Regions from separate parts of the Homo sapiens genome. Here region 2 is linked to region 1. A link is an interaction called in ENCODE POLR2A ChIA-PET data of the cell type or tissue named here. Cell type or tissue: HepG2. All regions are shown on one strand.

Evidence for each region. ChIA-PET counts read pairs that join two places held together with the same protein. Peaks named below come from ENCODE experiments on the same cell type or tissue, not always from the same donor. Only the 100,000 strongest peaks of a DNase experiment are listed, where the experiment ranks them.
Region 2: POLR2A ChIA-PET joins it to region 1 with 10 read pairs; 2 of 35 experiments call an interaction of 5 or more read pairs at or near these places.

The regions. Positions count from the first base shown.
Region 1 is chr6:651,685-659,684 of GRCh38, reverse strand. All of the region lies in intron 1 of EXOC2 (exocyst complex component 2), which reads left to right. It overlaps HUS1B (HUS1 checkpoint clamp component B), which reads left to right and starts at 2,585. Exons shown (of 1, transcript NM_148959.4): 1 at 2,585-3,746. The coding sequence starts at 2,741. The coding sequence ends at 3,577. RefSeq lists an enhancer at 1-571. In HepG2, no CTCF peak of the experiment used is centred here; no DNase peak of the experiment used is centred here.
Region 2 is chr6:431,378-439,377 of GRCh38, reverse strand. No RefSeq gene overlaps it. Among named protein-coding and RNA genes, the nearest start is that of IRF4, 44 kb to the right of the region's middle. RefSeq lists silencers at 2,403-2,603, 4,468-4,632 and an enhancer at 4,406-4,635. In HepG2, no CTCF peak of the experiment used is centred here; no DNase peak of the experiment used is centred here; H3K27me3 peaks cover 5,060 bases.

The sequences.
Region 1 (8,000 bases):
ACCCCTGTGTTTCGCTCACCCCTCCAGATTGACTCAGCTCCAGGTAAAGTCGGAAACTTCTCCCGCAAACAGACCTTCAGCTTCTCCAGTGGGAGTGTGTGTTCGGGAGAGGAAGGGCTCCTTTTCCCACTTCCACAGTTGGGGCACTCACAGTATTTGGAGTGTCTCCCAGGTCCTGCAAGAGCAGTTTACTTCCTTCAGAGGGTCTGAGATTGCTGGTTTGTTCTTGCAGTCTATCTGGGGCTAAAATTCACAATGCGAGCCTTCGCATGCTGCTCTGTCTGGACCTGTGATCTAAAATTCCATGGAGGGCAGTTAGGGAAAACACCTAAAAAGACTCTTGGGGGCGCTAATGACAGTTTGGGAAACACTGCTCTAGAGGATTCGTCATTAGTTACAAATAAGACAAAGATGCTTTCTGGCACCACTGTTATTCAGCAGTGTTTTGAAAATTACAGCAAACGCAATGTCAGTTAAATAAATGACATAAACTTTGAAGAGTAAAAGCCATAATTACAGTACATGAAGATAGTAAGATTTTCTACATTAGAGACATAAAAGGTCAATTGAAAAATGATTTCAGGAGAGCTCAGTGACTTGACTGACTTCAAGATACTGTATATTATGTGAACTCCCTAAGAACAGAACTGAATAATTCATTGACAGTCATAAAAAATGGTTTGAATAAGTGGGAGGATTTAATGTAAATATTTTAAATATCTTGGCTGGGCGCAGTGGCTCACGCCTATAATCCCAGCACTTTGAGAGGCCAAGGTGGGCAGATTACCTGAGATCAGGAGTTCGAGACCAGCCTGGCCAACATGGTGAAACCTCGTCTTTACTAAAAATACAAAAATTAGCTGGGCATGGTGGCAGGCGCCTGTAATCCCAGCTACTCGGGAGGCTGAGGCAAGAGAATCGCTTGAACCTGAGAGGTAGAGGTCGCAGTGAGCCGAGATCACGCCATTGCACTCTAGCCTGGGCGACAAAAGCAAGACTTCGTCTAAAAAAAAAAAAAATATATATATATATATATATAAAATATATATATATATTTTAAATATCCTGAAATTATCTTGAAATTTATACATTTCATACATTCATTTAAAAATTTGTGTTGAACACCAGTTGCATGGCAAATACTGTTCTAAATGCTGGGTGTACAGCAGTGTATGGAACAGATAAGAACTCCTCTAACTTACATCATTGTGGTTAGAGCTAGACGGCAAACAAAGAAGTCTAAGTATGTACTATATCAGGCTGGTGATAATTCCCATCAGAATTCCAGGAAGATTATTTTTAGACTCTGACAAAATATTTTAGAATTCATCTGGAGCAGTATCTGTGAGAGAATGAGAGAAGTTCTGAAAGATTGTCCTATTCGATATTGAAATATAATACAGAAATTAAATCACTGGTACAGGTTCAAGATAGGGCAGTGGGAGAAAATATAGAGAGGGCCAGGAAACATTCAAGCAAAAATGAGAATTTTTGTCTAAAACAAAATTGACATTTCAGGTTAGTGGAGAAGTGGATTGTTTAGTGAATTATGTGTATCAGCTAGGCATTCGGTACTCCAAAAAAGATTTCAACTGAGTCAAACAACTAAGTCATAAAAACAGATAACATTAAAGTACCAGAAACAGGACTTTGAAAGCATGACCCTAGAAGTAGTAGAGAAAAGGTCAATAGGTTTGACATGAAAATACTCAGTATTTCCCAAGGGCAAAGAATACCAAAAACAGTGTGAAAAGTCACATGATAAACTGGGGAAGATATTTACAGTACATGTAATGGACAGAGGGTTAATGTTCTTGCTAGATATCTTAAAATCAAGAAAAATAAACTCAGTAAAAAGATGCAAAGGGCATAAGATGGAATTCACACACAGTGCAAGTTGAATTTTTTTTTTTTTTTTTTGCCTGCCAGAGTGCTACAGGTAAAACAGATTGCTACTACCCAGTGTTGCTGGTGGGCTAGAGTGTTCATGTAGCTTTCTGCAGGCCAGTCTGAGAATATTTATTAGGATTTTAAAAGTGCATTCATTGACCAGCACTTCACTTCTGAATTTAATGCAAGGAAATAGTTGGGTAAATGGGCAAAACTATTTTGTACAAAAATATTCATTGTGTTCATAATAGCAAAAAATTGGAAATCATCCAAATGTCATTTGTGTTATAACTCCATACACTGGAAAAGTGAGCAGCCATGAAGATGGTGTAGATTTGTTTCACCAGCATGGAAAGGTGCCTGTTACATATTTAAGTGTGAAGATGAGGTTGTAAAATGTATGCCTGGTATGCTATGATTTCATAAGACACGTGGAACTATATCTTCTTATATGCCGATTGATGAAGATGGAATCAGTGTATATACCAAAGAGATTAAAAGTGGTTCTTTATCTGAGTGATGATTTTGTCTTCATTGTGTTTAGAATACTAAGAAGTTTCAGCAGTGGAATGCCTACTCTTCTTATAACCGGAGTGGAAACGGAAGCATTTTGTGAGAGGGCTGGAGGGAAGGTGAGAACGGGCGTTGGGAGGCCCTTCCGTGGCTCCAGGCCTAGGGCTGCGGAACCCACAACAGAACCCGCAACCGCAACCGGGAACCCGAGTGCCTGCCTAGCTGGGGGGCCGGAGGGAGGGCGGGGAGGGCAGCGCCACGGACCCCAGCGGACCGGAAGGGCTTGTGGCACGCGGAATCCCCCTCAGAGGCCCCCAGCTGCCTTCCCTGTGGCATCATGAAGTTTCGCGCCAAGATCACCGGCAAAGGCTGTCTAGAGCTGTTCATTCACGTCAGCGGCACCGTCGCGAGGCTAGCGAAGGTCTGCGTGCTCCGCGTGCGCCCTGACAGCCTGTGCTTCGGCCCCGCGGGTTCCGGCGGCCTCCACGAGGCCAGGCTGTGGTGCGAGGTGCGGCAGGGGGCCTTCCAGCAGTTTCGCATGGAAGGTGTCTCGGAAGATCTCGATGAGATCCACCTGGAGCTGACGGCGGAGCACCTGTCCCGGGCGGCGAGAAGCGCAGCGGGCGCGTCCTCCCTGAAGCTGCAGCTGACCCACAAGCGCCGCCCCTCCCTCACGGTGGCGGTGGAGCTGGTCTCGTCCCTGGGCCGCGCTCGCAGCGTGGTGCACGATCTGCCCGTGCGGGTGCTTCCCAGGAGAGTGTGGCGGGACTGCCTGCCGCCCAGCCTGCGCGCCTCCGACGCGAGCATCCGCCTGCCGCGCTGGAGGACGCTGAGGAGCATCGTGGAGAGGATGGCGAACGTGGGCAGTCACGTGCTGGTGGAAGCAAACCTCAGTGGCAGGATGACCCTGAGTATAGAGACGGAGGTGGTGTCCATTCAAAGTTATTTTAAAAATCTTGGAAACCCTCCCCAGTCGGCTGTGGGTGTGCCTGAAAACAGAGACCTGGAGAGCATGGTGCAAGTGCGGGTGGACAATCGGAAGCTTCTGCAGTTTTTGGAGGGACAGCAAATACATCCTACGACGGCCCTGTGCAATATTTGGGACAATACTCTTCTTCAGCTTGTTTTGGTTCAAGAAGATGTCTCTCTTCAGTATTTCATTCCTGCCTTGTAAAAATTCAGCCAGCTTAGATTTTTTTTTTAAGGTTTTGATCTTTTCAAAACTAAAACAGACCCTGAGTTAATTGGGTTGAAAATTTGGACCTTCACTGACTTATGCAGGGCGTATATTTTGTTGAGCCCTTCCTCCTTTGCAAAATTTATATTAAAGCATTGGTAAAACAGTTGGGTAGTTCATGTTTTGTTTATTGGGTTTGTCAGGTTTTTTTCCTGCTTAAGATTCTATCAAAGTTATTCTTCAACTCTTTTTTTCGGGGGGGAAAAACAGGGTTGTAATGAAATAAGTATTTTTGAATCCTGAAACAATTGCATCAGTATTTTATTATAAAATGCTGCTGTGTAAAGCGGGAAAGTTCTCCTTTTAAAATATGTATGAATGTTTTCCGAGGGCATTTCTTATGTAGAGAGCTAAATATATCTGCAAGATAAAAGGTATTTAGCATGTGTGTGCATTACATATTCTTTGTTAAGCCGTGTTCTGTATAGGATATGTCAAAGAATATATCAGTGTACATGGTTTTTAGATTTATTATCTACATAGTTTGAATTGCTTATTAGGTTCATTTTTCACATGTATCATATTCACATTAGAAATCAAGGAAATATAGGCATGTCTCAGAGATACTCCAAGTTTGGTTCCAGACCACTGCAAAAAGCAAATATTGCAATAAAGACAGATGAGTTTTTTGGATTTTCAGTACATATAAAAGTTATGTTTGCATTATACTGTAGTCTGTTGAGAGTACAATAGTACTATGTCTAAAAAATGTACACATCTTAATTTTAAAATACTTCATTGGTAAAAAATGCTGCTGCTCATCTGAGCCCTCAGCAAGTCATAATCTTTTTGCTGGTGGGAGGTCTTTACCTCCCTCTTGATAGCTGCTGACTGATTCCAGTGGTGGTTGTTGAAGGCTCAGGTAGCTGTGGCAATTTCTTAAAATAAAGTAGTTAACTTGCTGGATCGATTGACTTTCATGAAAGATTTCTCTTTAGCATGGGATGCTTTGGGTATTTTATCCACAGTAGAACTTCTTTCAAAACAGTCCTCTCAGACCCTGCCACTGGTTTATCAACCAAGTTTATACACTGTACTAAATCTTTTGTTGTTGTTTCAACAGTTTTCACAGCATCTTCAGGATGCTGTGATTCCATCCAGGAGTAGATTCTATCTCAAAAAAGTCACTTTCTTTGCTTATGTATAAGAAGCAACTCTTCATCTGTTTGTTTTATCTTAAGAGTGTAGCAATTCCTTAAGGCTCTACTTTTTTTTTTTTTTTTTTTTTTTTTTTTTTTTTTGAGACAGGGTCTTACTCTGTCACCCAGACTGGAATGCAGTGGTACAATCATGGCTCACTGCAGCTTCAAACTTCTGAGCTCAAACGATCCTCCTGCCACAGCCTCCCCTGTAGCTGGGACTACAGGCTCATGCCACCATGCCCAGCTAACTTTTTAATTTTTCTTTTGTAGAGAGGGAGTCTCACTATGTTGACCAGGCTGGTTTTGAACTTCTGTCCTCAAGCAATCCTCCCGCCTTAGCCTTCCATAGTGCTGGGATTACAGGCATGAGCCACCATGCCCAGCCTCTACTTCTAATTTTAGTTCTCCTGCTACTTCCACCATACTTGCGGTGACATCCTCCACCAAAGTCTTGAACTCCTTAAAGTCATCCGTGCTGGTTGGAATCAACTTCTTTTTTATTCCTGTTAATGTTGATATTTTTACCTCTTCCCATGAATCATCAGTGTTCTTAATGCCATCTAGAATGATGAATCCTTTCCAGAAAGTTTTCCATTCACTTTGCCAAGATCCATTAGAGAATCAGTATCCATGGCAGCTATAAACGTACAAAATTTATTTCTGAAATAATAAGACTTGCAAGATGAAATTACTCCTTGATCCATGAACTGCGGAATGGATATTGTGTTAGCAGTCATGAAAACATTCATCTCCTTTTGTATCTTCACCAGAACTCTTGAGTGACCAGGTGCATTGTTAATGAACAGTGATATTCTGAAAGAAATCTTTTTTTCTGAGGATTAGGTTTCAACAGTGGGCTTAAATTATTCACTAAACCAGATGCTGTAAACAGATGTGCTGTCATGTAGGCTCTGTTGTTCTATTGATAGAACACAGGCAGAGTAGATTTATCATAATTCTTAAGGGCCCTAGGATTTTCAGAATGGTAAGTGAGCATTGGCTTCAACTGAAAATTACCAGCTACATTAGCCCCTAACAACAGAGTCAACCTGTCCTTGAAGCTTTGAAGCCAGGTATTGACTTCTCCTCTCTAGCTATGAAAGTCCTAGATGGCATCTTCTTCCAATTGAAGGCTATTTGTCTTCAATGAAAATGTGTCGTTGAGTGTAGCCACCTTCATCAGTGATCTTATAATAGCTAGATCTTCTGGATAACTTGCTGCAGCTTCTGCATAAGTACTCATTGCATCACCTTGCATTTTTATGTTCTGGAAATAGCTTCTTTCCGTAAACCTTATGAACCATCCTCTAACTACAGCCTTTTCTTCTGCAGCTTCCTCACTTCTCTAAGCCTTCATAGCATTGAAGAGAGTTAGGGCTTTACACTGGGTTAGGTTTTGGCTTAAGGGAATGTTGTGGCTGGTTTATCTTCAATCTAGATCACTCACACTTTCTCCATATCAGCAATAAAGCTGTTTTAGTTTGTTATCATTCGTGTGTTCACTAGAGTAGCAATTTTAATTTCCATCAATAATTTTTCCTTTGCATTCACAGCTTGGCCAATTGTTTGCCACAAGAAGGCCTGGCTTTAGACTGTCAGGTCATTAGACATGGCTTCCTTACTAAGCTTAATTATTTCTAGCTTTTGATTTACAGTGAGAGACTTGAAACTCTTGCTTTCACTTGAGCACTTAGAGGCCGTTGTAGGATTATGAATTGGCCTACTTTCAATATTGTCGCATCTCAGGGAATAGGGAGGCTTGAGGAGAGGGAGAGAGAATGCTGGTTGGTGGAACAGTCACACACACATTTATCAATTAAGTTCCCTGTCTCATATGAGCATGGTTTGTGGTGCCCCGGAACAGTTACAATAGTATCATCAAAGAACACTCATCACAGATCACCATGACAGATGTAATGATAATGAATAAGTTTGAGATAATGCAAGAATTACCAAAATGTGACACAGAGACATGGAGTGAGCACATGCTTTTAGAAGAATGGCACTGATAGGCTTGCTTGATGCAGGGTTGTCACAAACCTTCAATTTGTAAAAAGTGCAGTATCTGAGTAGTACAGTAAAGTGAAGCACAATAAAAGGAGGTAAACTGTAGTCAAGTTCATGTTAACCAAAATGTTGCTTTAAGGGTAATTTTTGGATAAATCAGGTTTCCATTCATCCTCTTCCCTTCCCCACCCCCAGCCCCGCCAGTATTCCAGTACTTTACTTAGAAAATAATTCTTAATGTTTCATTGTTTTGAGAAAAACGAAGAGAGGTTATAAAAGGATGGTATAGTGATGAACAGTCTCAGGGAGAGGAGTAGCTTATATTCTTTTATATTAAATTTTAGTTTAGTTTTTTTGGTGGCTTATGCAGTAAGATAAGCCATTAACTTGGCAACCTTTATGTTTACATAGTAAATTCCCATGACTACATTTTTATCAGTAATGAAGAGTTTCCTACTAGATTTGGTGATAAAACACTTAAACTTGTTAATTTATTTTGTTTTGGTGATTTCTAAATTCCACCTGTGGTAGTGTGGAAAGAACACACAAACATTGGACCCAGGCGAGTCGCTTGAACCCTCTGGCTTACTAAGATGTGTTTCCGTTGGGCTAGATTCTGATTTAATGCTATTAAAGTTATAACATGGGAAGTTTAAACAGTTGTTTTCAAAAGTATTTCTGAAGTAGTCTTTAAAAATTATTAATAACCACTTTGGAGGTATAGTGTATGCTCTTTGAAACTATTTACTTCATATCTTCTGAGTTACGTACAAAAATATGTGAATTATTTTGTTTGGTGAGTATTTTCAGAGCTGTTTGTGAAGTTTTTTTTTTTTTTTTGAGATGGAATCTCACTCTGTCGCCCAGGCTGGAGTGCAGTGGCGTAATCTTGGCTCACTGCAACCTTCGCCTCCCGGGTTCAAGCGATTCTCCTGCCTCAGTCTCCTGAGTAGCTGGGATTACAGGCGCGCACCACCGCACCCGGCTAGTTTTTGTATTTTTAGTAGAGGTGGGGTTTCACTATGTTCATCAGACTGGTCTCGAATTCCTGACCTTATGATCTGCCCGCCTCGGCCTCCCAAAGTGCTGGGGTTACAGGCGTGAGCCACTGTGCCCGGCCTGTGAAGATTTTTAATCAAGCCATTTTTTGGTTCATTTAAAAAATCTTCTGCCCTCATGAGCACTTCTGTAGACTTTATTTTTTATTTTTT
Region 2 (8,000 bases), 220 kb after region 1:
GTTTCTTGGCACAATGTCTGGGATTTATTCCAAAATAATTCTAGGGGAGGGGCAAAGGGCAGGTCACAGATGAGATGAGGCTGGGGCTGGTGATGAGTATACATGGCCATTATGCTATTCTTTCTGTCAGTGCATGATTTGAAAGTTATTTCATGTACACTTTGAACAGACAAGTTCCTATAAGGCATCAGAGCAATTCTTGGTCTGCTGCTGACAATGAAAAATGTATGATGAGATCAAATACCTGGGAGGTAAGAATACTTTTCACATGTTGTTAATGGCTGAAAAAAAATTATGTGCAGTGAGCTGGGTTTGAACCACAGTCCGTCGTTTGCAGACTCCTGAAATGATATCAGAGAGAGATGAGCACAAAGCCAAGAAGGGAAGGCATGAGGCCTGGAATCAGCCCACCGGCCCCGTCTGACAGCCGTCTCACCAGGGAAACCTCAGTGTCTCTAAAGAAAGTCTCAATGGAGCCATGCTGACCCCTTCAGAGAAAAAGTCTGCCACCCCCTGTGGTACGTCCTATATGTTTATGCTCATTTGTTTATTATTATTTGTATCCCCAGCCACAGAGGGCAGGTGTCTGCTTCTTCAGCACTCTTCACCCTGCAGAGATGAGATCAAGCGCAGTCAGGCTATCTGGAGCGGAACTCGTCCCTCTTATAAGCTGGGTGACCACGGGTAACTTATTTGACCTCTCTGTTCCACGTCTGTAAAATGGGATGATCGTAGTACTTCCCTCATGGAGTTCTTTTATGAATCAGTAAGTTAATGCCAGCCAGTAAACGACAGCCATGTATGTGTTCCAGCGATTACTGCCCTGGTGGCAGTCAGAAGTCATGGAGGCTGAGCTCCTTTGTTTTGCATTTCTAAAACTCAGTGTCCCTTCAGCCAGTTTTCCTAGATCTACTCTACTTGCCAAAAAGAAAAAAGAATCCACTCTGTCCTAAAAGAAGACTGACTTCTCTCACGCTTAACAGGTTCAAATTGTGGCAGCTTTCATAGAATGGTGTTTTCTCTGCCTTTACTATCAAGGACTGGGGGCTTCTGGGACACAAGTGCAGGGGCCCCTCCCTGTGCACACTGCTGGGTGCTTCTGCCAAGCACCTGTTTTCACCAGTGCACCCTGCAAATACAGCCTCCTTCAGCATTTGGCTAAGGATGCAGCTCTGGAGAAGCCTGCCCTGGTGAGGCCTGAAGTCCAGTTCCCGTCCTGGCTCTGCCACCGTTGCACATACCTGTGCTGGGCATGGGATCTGTTCAGTTAACATCATGTTAACTGTCTCCTGTCTCCATTAAAAAAAGTCAAGTCAGCTGCTGCTGCAGAAAATAATATGGTGGTCTTCAAAAGTGACACGGAATTACTACCTGGTCCAGCAACTCCACTTCTGGGTAGAATTCTAAAAGAAGTGAAAGCAGGGCCTTGAGACATTTGCACACCCATGTTCATCGCAGCATTACATATTTGCACACCCATGTTCATCGTGGCATTATTCACAAGAGTCAAAAGAAAGCAACCCAAGTGTCCATCAAAAGAAGAATGGACCAGCAAAATGTGGAATGATATGATATGATGGAATGTTACTCAGATGGCAAAAAAAAGGGGATTCTAACACATGCTACAACATGCATGAACCTTGAGGATATTTGCTAAATGGAATAAACAGGTCATAAAAGGAAAAAACACTGTGTGATTCCACTTCTGTGAGGCTCCTACAGCAGTCAATTCGTAGAGACAGAGCAGAATGGTGTCTGCCAGGGGCTGGTGGAAGAGGAATGGGGAATTGGTATTTAATGGAGACAGAGCTTCAGTTTGGGAAGATGAAAACGTCCTAGAGAAGGATGATGGTGATGGTTGCACAACCATGAAAAGGTGCTTGGTGCCACCGACCTCTGCACGTAAAAATGGTTAAAATGGTGCATTTTTATATTATGTGTACATAAAAAAATTGATGTTGGTGCTTCCTTCATCTTTCTATTCCCTGCACCTAGCTGAGACCCCTGGTGCTCTCTCCTGGACTCATTCCAGAGCAGAATGAAACACATTCTCTTGAACATTCACAGTTGTTTCCAGTGAAATTGATTTAGGGAAACAGCCAGATATTACTCAGAGTCCAGTCAGCAGGCGTTGTTTGGTTCAGCACTTGTATGTGGTGGCAAATGGATGCGACTGTTTGCCTGTGAATCCCAGAAACAGAAACTTAGATCTGTGACCACCACACAATGCGTGCCCAGATAGCAGCACAGCTGGCGCAGCAGGCGTCTCCTGGGCCTGGAGCTGGGCACGGAGGCCAAAGGATGTGGACTTTCCATGGGAGCTTCCCAGCTCATGAATGAGATGAGGCTTGGCCTGTCCTGGGAGGGAACTGCGCTGAAGGACGGAACTCAAGAGGATGCCACACGGCGAGGGCAGTGTCACGGCTGCTGATGCGCTGCCCCTGCCAACGCCTCAGAGGAGCCCCTGGACTCGAAATCCTGCCTCTGCAGCTCTGTAGGCCTCCGTCGGTCTATTAATACCTCAACTGATAAAGAAACATTTCTTTCCCATTCCAACACATCCTAATCAAAAACAAATGAGACCAGCTTGCTGGCGGATTGCCTTGTGTTCAGTTCATGCCGGTGGCTCAGACCAGGGAACTGGGGGAAACCACAGTGTTTCTAATAACTGAAGAACTGTGTTTGACCTGGGCGTTTTCCCCGTGAAAGCTGAGTTGATCAAGCCCGCAGAGATGAAAACTGGGCGTCGGTGGAGAGATGAGTCACAGCGCTCCGTCCCTCACGGTGGCCCTCCTGCTGCCCTTCGTGGGCTGCTGCCTCTTCTTGTGTCTTCCTCCACTGCTCAGCTTGCCCATAGGGGTCTCAGGCACCGCAAGGCCGCTTTGTAAAGAATGGATGGAGCATGCACACACAGTGCCCGGCATATTCCTGCTGGGCCGCAGGGTACTGAGCTCCTTCCCTGTACTACTTCCCAGCTCTGCAGTTAGGGTTCTTCTCATTGGAATGGTAAAATGTTTATCCCAAGTGTATGTCATCCAAATGCTCAGTGAAAATAGTCCACCTGAGTTAACCTCTGTCCCCCAAAATGCCACCTTGTATCTCTGATAGAATTCTTGCTCCCTTCCTTTGAGAAGTGGAGCCAGGGGTGGCAGTCCTAGCCCCGTTACCGTGCATTTAATTTTTAAGCACATCTAGCTGAGTCATCCGTGACATCCCAAGCTATTTGTTGGTGCCTGAGAATACAGAATGAGTAAGATGCCGCTCCAGGCCCAGGTGAGAAGTGACACCGTGCTGGCAGCCTTCACAGCCCTCGCTCGCTCTCGGCGCCTCCTCAGCCTTGGTGGCCACTCTGGCTGTGCTTGAGGAGCCCTTCGGCTCGCCGCTGCACTGTGGGAGCCCCTTTCTGGGCTGGCCAAGGCCAGAGCCGGCTCCCTCAGCTTGCGCGGGGAGGTGTGGAAGGAGAGGCGCAGGCGGGAACCCGGACTGTGCGCGGCGCTTGCGGGCCAGCGCGAGTTCCGGGTGGGCGTGGGCTCGGGGGGCCCCGCACTCGGAGTGGCCAGTTGGCCCGCAAGTCCCGGGCAGTGACGGGCTTAGCACCTGGGCCAGCAGCTGCTGTACTCGATTTCTCGCCGGACCTTAGCAGCCTCTCCGCAGGGTAGGGCTCGGGACCTGCAACCAGTCATGCCTGAGCCTCTCCCCAATCCCAGCGGTGGGCTCCTGCACAGCCCGAGCCTCCCGGAGGAGCCCCGCTCCCTGCTCCAGGGCGCCAGTCCCATCGACCGCCCAAGGGCTAAGGAGCGCGGGCGCACAGCACGGAACTGGCAGGCAGCTCCACCTACGGCCTCTCTGAAGGATCCAGTGGGTGAAACCAGCTGGGCTCCTGAGTCTAGTGGGGACTTAGAGAACCTTTATGTCTAGCTAACGGATTGTGAATATACCAATCGGCACTCTGTATCTAGCTCAAGGTTTGTAAATGCACCAATCAGCACTCTGTGTCTAGCTCAGGGTTTATAAATACACCAATCGGCATGCTGTATCTAGCTAATCTAGTGGGGACCTGGAGAACTTTTGTTTCTAGCTCAGGGATTGTAAACGCATCAATCAGCACCCTGTCAAAATGGGCCAATCAGCTCTCTGTAAAATGGACCAATCAGCAGGATATGGCGGGGGAGGAGCAGGGAGAGAGAGCCAGGTAAGGGAATAAAAGCAGGCTGCAGGAACCAAAAGTGGTAACTCACTCGGGGTTGGTTCCACATAGTAGGAAGTTTGTGCTTTCTTTCTTTGCAATAAGTTTTGCTGCTGCTGAGTGTTTGGGTCCCTACTGCTTTTATGAGCTGTAACACTCACCACAAAGGTCTGCAGCTTCATTCCTGAAGTCAGTAAGATCACAAACCCACCAGAGGCACTGCCTTAAGAGCTGTAACGCTCACTGTGAAGGTCTGAAGCTTCATTCTTGAGCCGGCGAAACTGAACTCACCAGAAGAAAGAAACTGGAAACAGGAACATCACTTTTAAGAACTGTGACACTCCTCGCGAGGGTTTGTGGTTTCGTTCTAGAAGTCAGTGATAACCAGGAACCCGCCAATTCTGGACACACAGGTGGAGGGAGGATGCCTGTGTGCCTCCAGGGACTGAGCTGCATCCTAAAATCATGGGCTCCATTGTTCCACAATCTCTGAGAAAGCCTGGGGGCGGGAGGGCCTAAGGAAAATGACCATAGGACTTTGTTTAGCATTCTTGTGTTCAGTGCTGGGGGTGCCTGGCCATAGCTGGAAAACACTTCGCTCCTGCTGTTTTGAAACTTCCCTTGTGCCAAGACAGAAATGCCAAGGGAAGAAAAAACATGAAGCGTGTGGTCCCAGACACAGAAGCCATGTCCATCCCCTCCTCTCTCCCTCCTGTTCCATCCCATGGCTGGTTTTCGTGGCCCTGGGCCCTCGTTCCAGACCTACAGGTACTTGCTGTTCCTCACCTAGGGAACATGCTGTGAAAGGAAACGGGATTATAGGAAAATGAAAGAGAAGGTAGCGAAGATGCTGGCAAGTCAAAAATGTATCAGTGTCTGGGATGGCCTGTGGGGATCAGTGCCTCCCTTTGTCCCGGCAGAGTCGCAGTAGCAGGGCTGAAGCCCAGGCCCGACTTTGCGGCTCACACGCCCTTAGCTTACGCATCTGTGAGCAAAAGCATGCTGGGTCTAGGAGGCACTTTCTAGCCTGGCCTGTGTGGTGCTTAGGGTCCCAGCCATGGCATGCTGAATGTTTGCTTCTCTTTGCTGATCCTTTACTGACCTGAATGAAACGAGGAGACTATAAAAGTTGTCAATTACATCAGCTTCTTTTTTTCTTTTGTTTTTCTTTTTTAAGTTTAATTTTGGCTCTTCTAGGAACGTTATGTACTTGAAAAACAGAATACTATGGCATTCCTCAGTGGGAAAACAACTTTTCTCAGATCCGAAGCTACTAAAATGCCTACTTTTGACGTAGGGTTTTTATTTTTTTTGTTTTTAAAAAGAAAGGTGCAGTAAAATTTATTTTTTATTTATTTATTTATTTTTTCAAACGGTCTTGCTCTGCTGCCCAGGCTGGAGTGCAGGGGTGTGATCTCAGCTCACTGCAGCCTCCACCTCTTGGGTTCAAGCGATTCTCATGCCTCAGCCTTCTGAGTAGCTGGGACTATAGGCATGTACCACCATGCCTGGCTAAGTTTTGTATTTTTTTTTTTTTTTTAGTAGAGACAGGGTCTCACCAGGTTGGCTAGGCTGGTCTCAAACTCCCGACCTCAGGTGATCTGCCCACCTTGGCCTCCCAAAGTGCTGGGATTACAGGCGTGAGCTACCGCACCTGGCCAAATTCACTCTTTCTGGTGTGCAGTGCATCAAATTGGGTAAGCACTACCATAAGCACTACCATAAGCATGGCGCTGAACAGTTGGGTCCCTCCTCATGCTGCCCTGGGGCAGACTCCTCCCACCCTCAGCCCCTGGTATTCCCTGATCTCTCCTCTGTTCTTACTATTTTTTGCCTTTTCCAGAATGTCGTATAAGTGAAACCTACAGTAGGTAGTTTGTTGGGTCTGGCTTCTTCCACTTAAATGCATTGAAAATTAATTCATGCTTATGTGAAGATAAGATTTCATCTTTCTTGGTTAAGGGATGCCTAGTAGCAGAATCTTTTGGTCAGATGGTAAGCATATGTTTAACTGAATAAGAAACCACCAAACTGTTTCCCAAACTGGTTTACCATTTTTCACTTTCGCCAGCAACGCGTATGAGAGTTTTGGTTGTTCCGTGTCCTCTTCAACACTGGGTATTGCCAGATGTTTTCATTCCCGTTTTAGCCATTCTAATAGGACTGCAGAGCCCCTTGTAACTGAATTTGAATTTCTGAAATGATGAATGACATTTAACAGCCTTCCATGCGCCTATCTGCCATCCACATATCTTCCTAGGTGGAGGTTTATTTGCTCACGAAATATTCAAACATGCAGATGTAACAGGTTCTCCTCCGCCCACTCACCACTGATGTCTGGAGGAGGGAGTCTTTGTCTGGCTGTTGGTGTGCAGCATTCCCATGGATGCTCTTGATTATTTGTTACTTATGTCGGTCACCACAAACAATATAGCTTGAGAGGCAGCATGAACATAGAATATTTCTGGAAAAGCACAATGGAAATGGAGATTCCTACCCATCTTCAACATCTGACTGTTTTGGCAGTAGTAGACACTGGGGGCTACTAGGTCGGGGAGAGAGTGGGGTAAGGGTTGAAAACTACTTATTGGGTGAAATGTTCAGTACCTGGGTGATGGGATCCAACGTATCCCAAACCTCAGCATCAGGCAATATACCCATGTAACAAACCTGCACATGCACCCCCTGGCTCTAAAGCAAAAGTTGAAATTATATATACATTGAAAAAAGATGTGGCTCTCCAAGCCCACATCTCCTGATATGCTCCATGAGTTGGCCAAGGCTGCATTGGTTCTGTTGTGTGGCGCTCTGACTTTTCTCCTGTGGTCTTTTTACAGGGTTGGTTGGGATGTGAGTGTAACCTCTGCTGGATGTGGTCACATACAACTGTCTCTTCTCAGTTCTTTGCAAAGCTATGACTGTTCCTGTGAAGGTGTGGTTTGAGGTGGCTGCTGGATTTGACCCTGACTTCAGGAAGTTAAAGGCAGGCGCTTATTCGGAACTCTCCTTTCCCCCACCGCACCACCCTGCGGGAAGGACATGCATTTCTAGTGTTGGCTTCTGCATGGCTGCCTGGGTCATGCGTTTTTGTAGCTCATTAAGGATGACTCACAGGGAAATGAACAGAGGTGGCAGCTCTGCGTGGGTCTGAGGCTAGTTTAGCTTATTTGTCTAGTGAAAGGGGTAAGAAGGCCAATGCCATGGCATTGAAACCAGTGGATACCAAGCAGGTGTCAGCCATCCTCAAAGCACATATTTCCATGAGTATCTAGGAAAAGAGGTGGCATGAATGAACTAAGGGTCTCCTACCACTGGGAAACAAACCTGCCGGAGCCCTCGTGCTGGCGGGCCAACGACATTCTCTCTCTATGGGAGCAGAGCATGTTTTAAAGCTGTTTCAGATGGTGGTGATGCGTCTACCGGAGCAGAGACCCATTTCTTGGTCTAATGTTGTCCCAGCAGAGCTAGAAAGCTTAACTCAATGTCTTACTTTCACAAGACCACATGGCTCCAGGGGCATCCCCAGTCCTCAGAGACATGCCCAGGAGTACATCGACAGATACTCAGTGCACAGGAAGCAGTAATAACAAAACGTGGCAGAGCGGGAGTGTGACACCCACCACTGCCTTTCACCCCATTCGCCTCAGTCCCCCCTTTCTTTCTTCACCTCTTCCATATACTTTTCTTCCCGGGCTGATTTCCTTCTTTATCCTCTGCCTTCTCATTTTTCCCACTGTTATTGGACCTGTTTCATCCTGCCTGTTAGTCTAGCAGTTAGACTGTGTGTCTGCTTCCTCCAGTTGACTGATGGTAA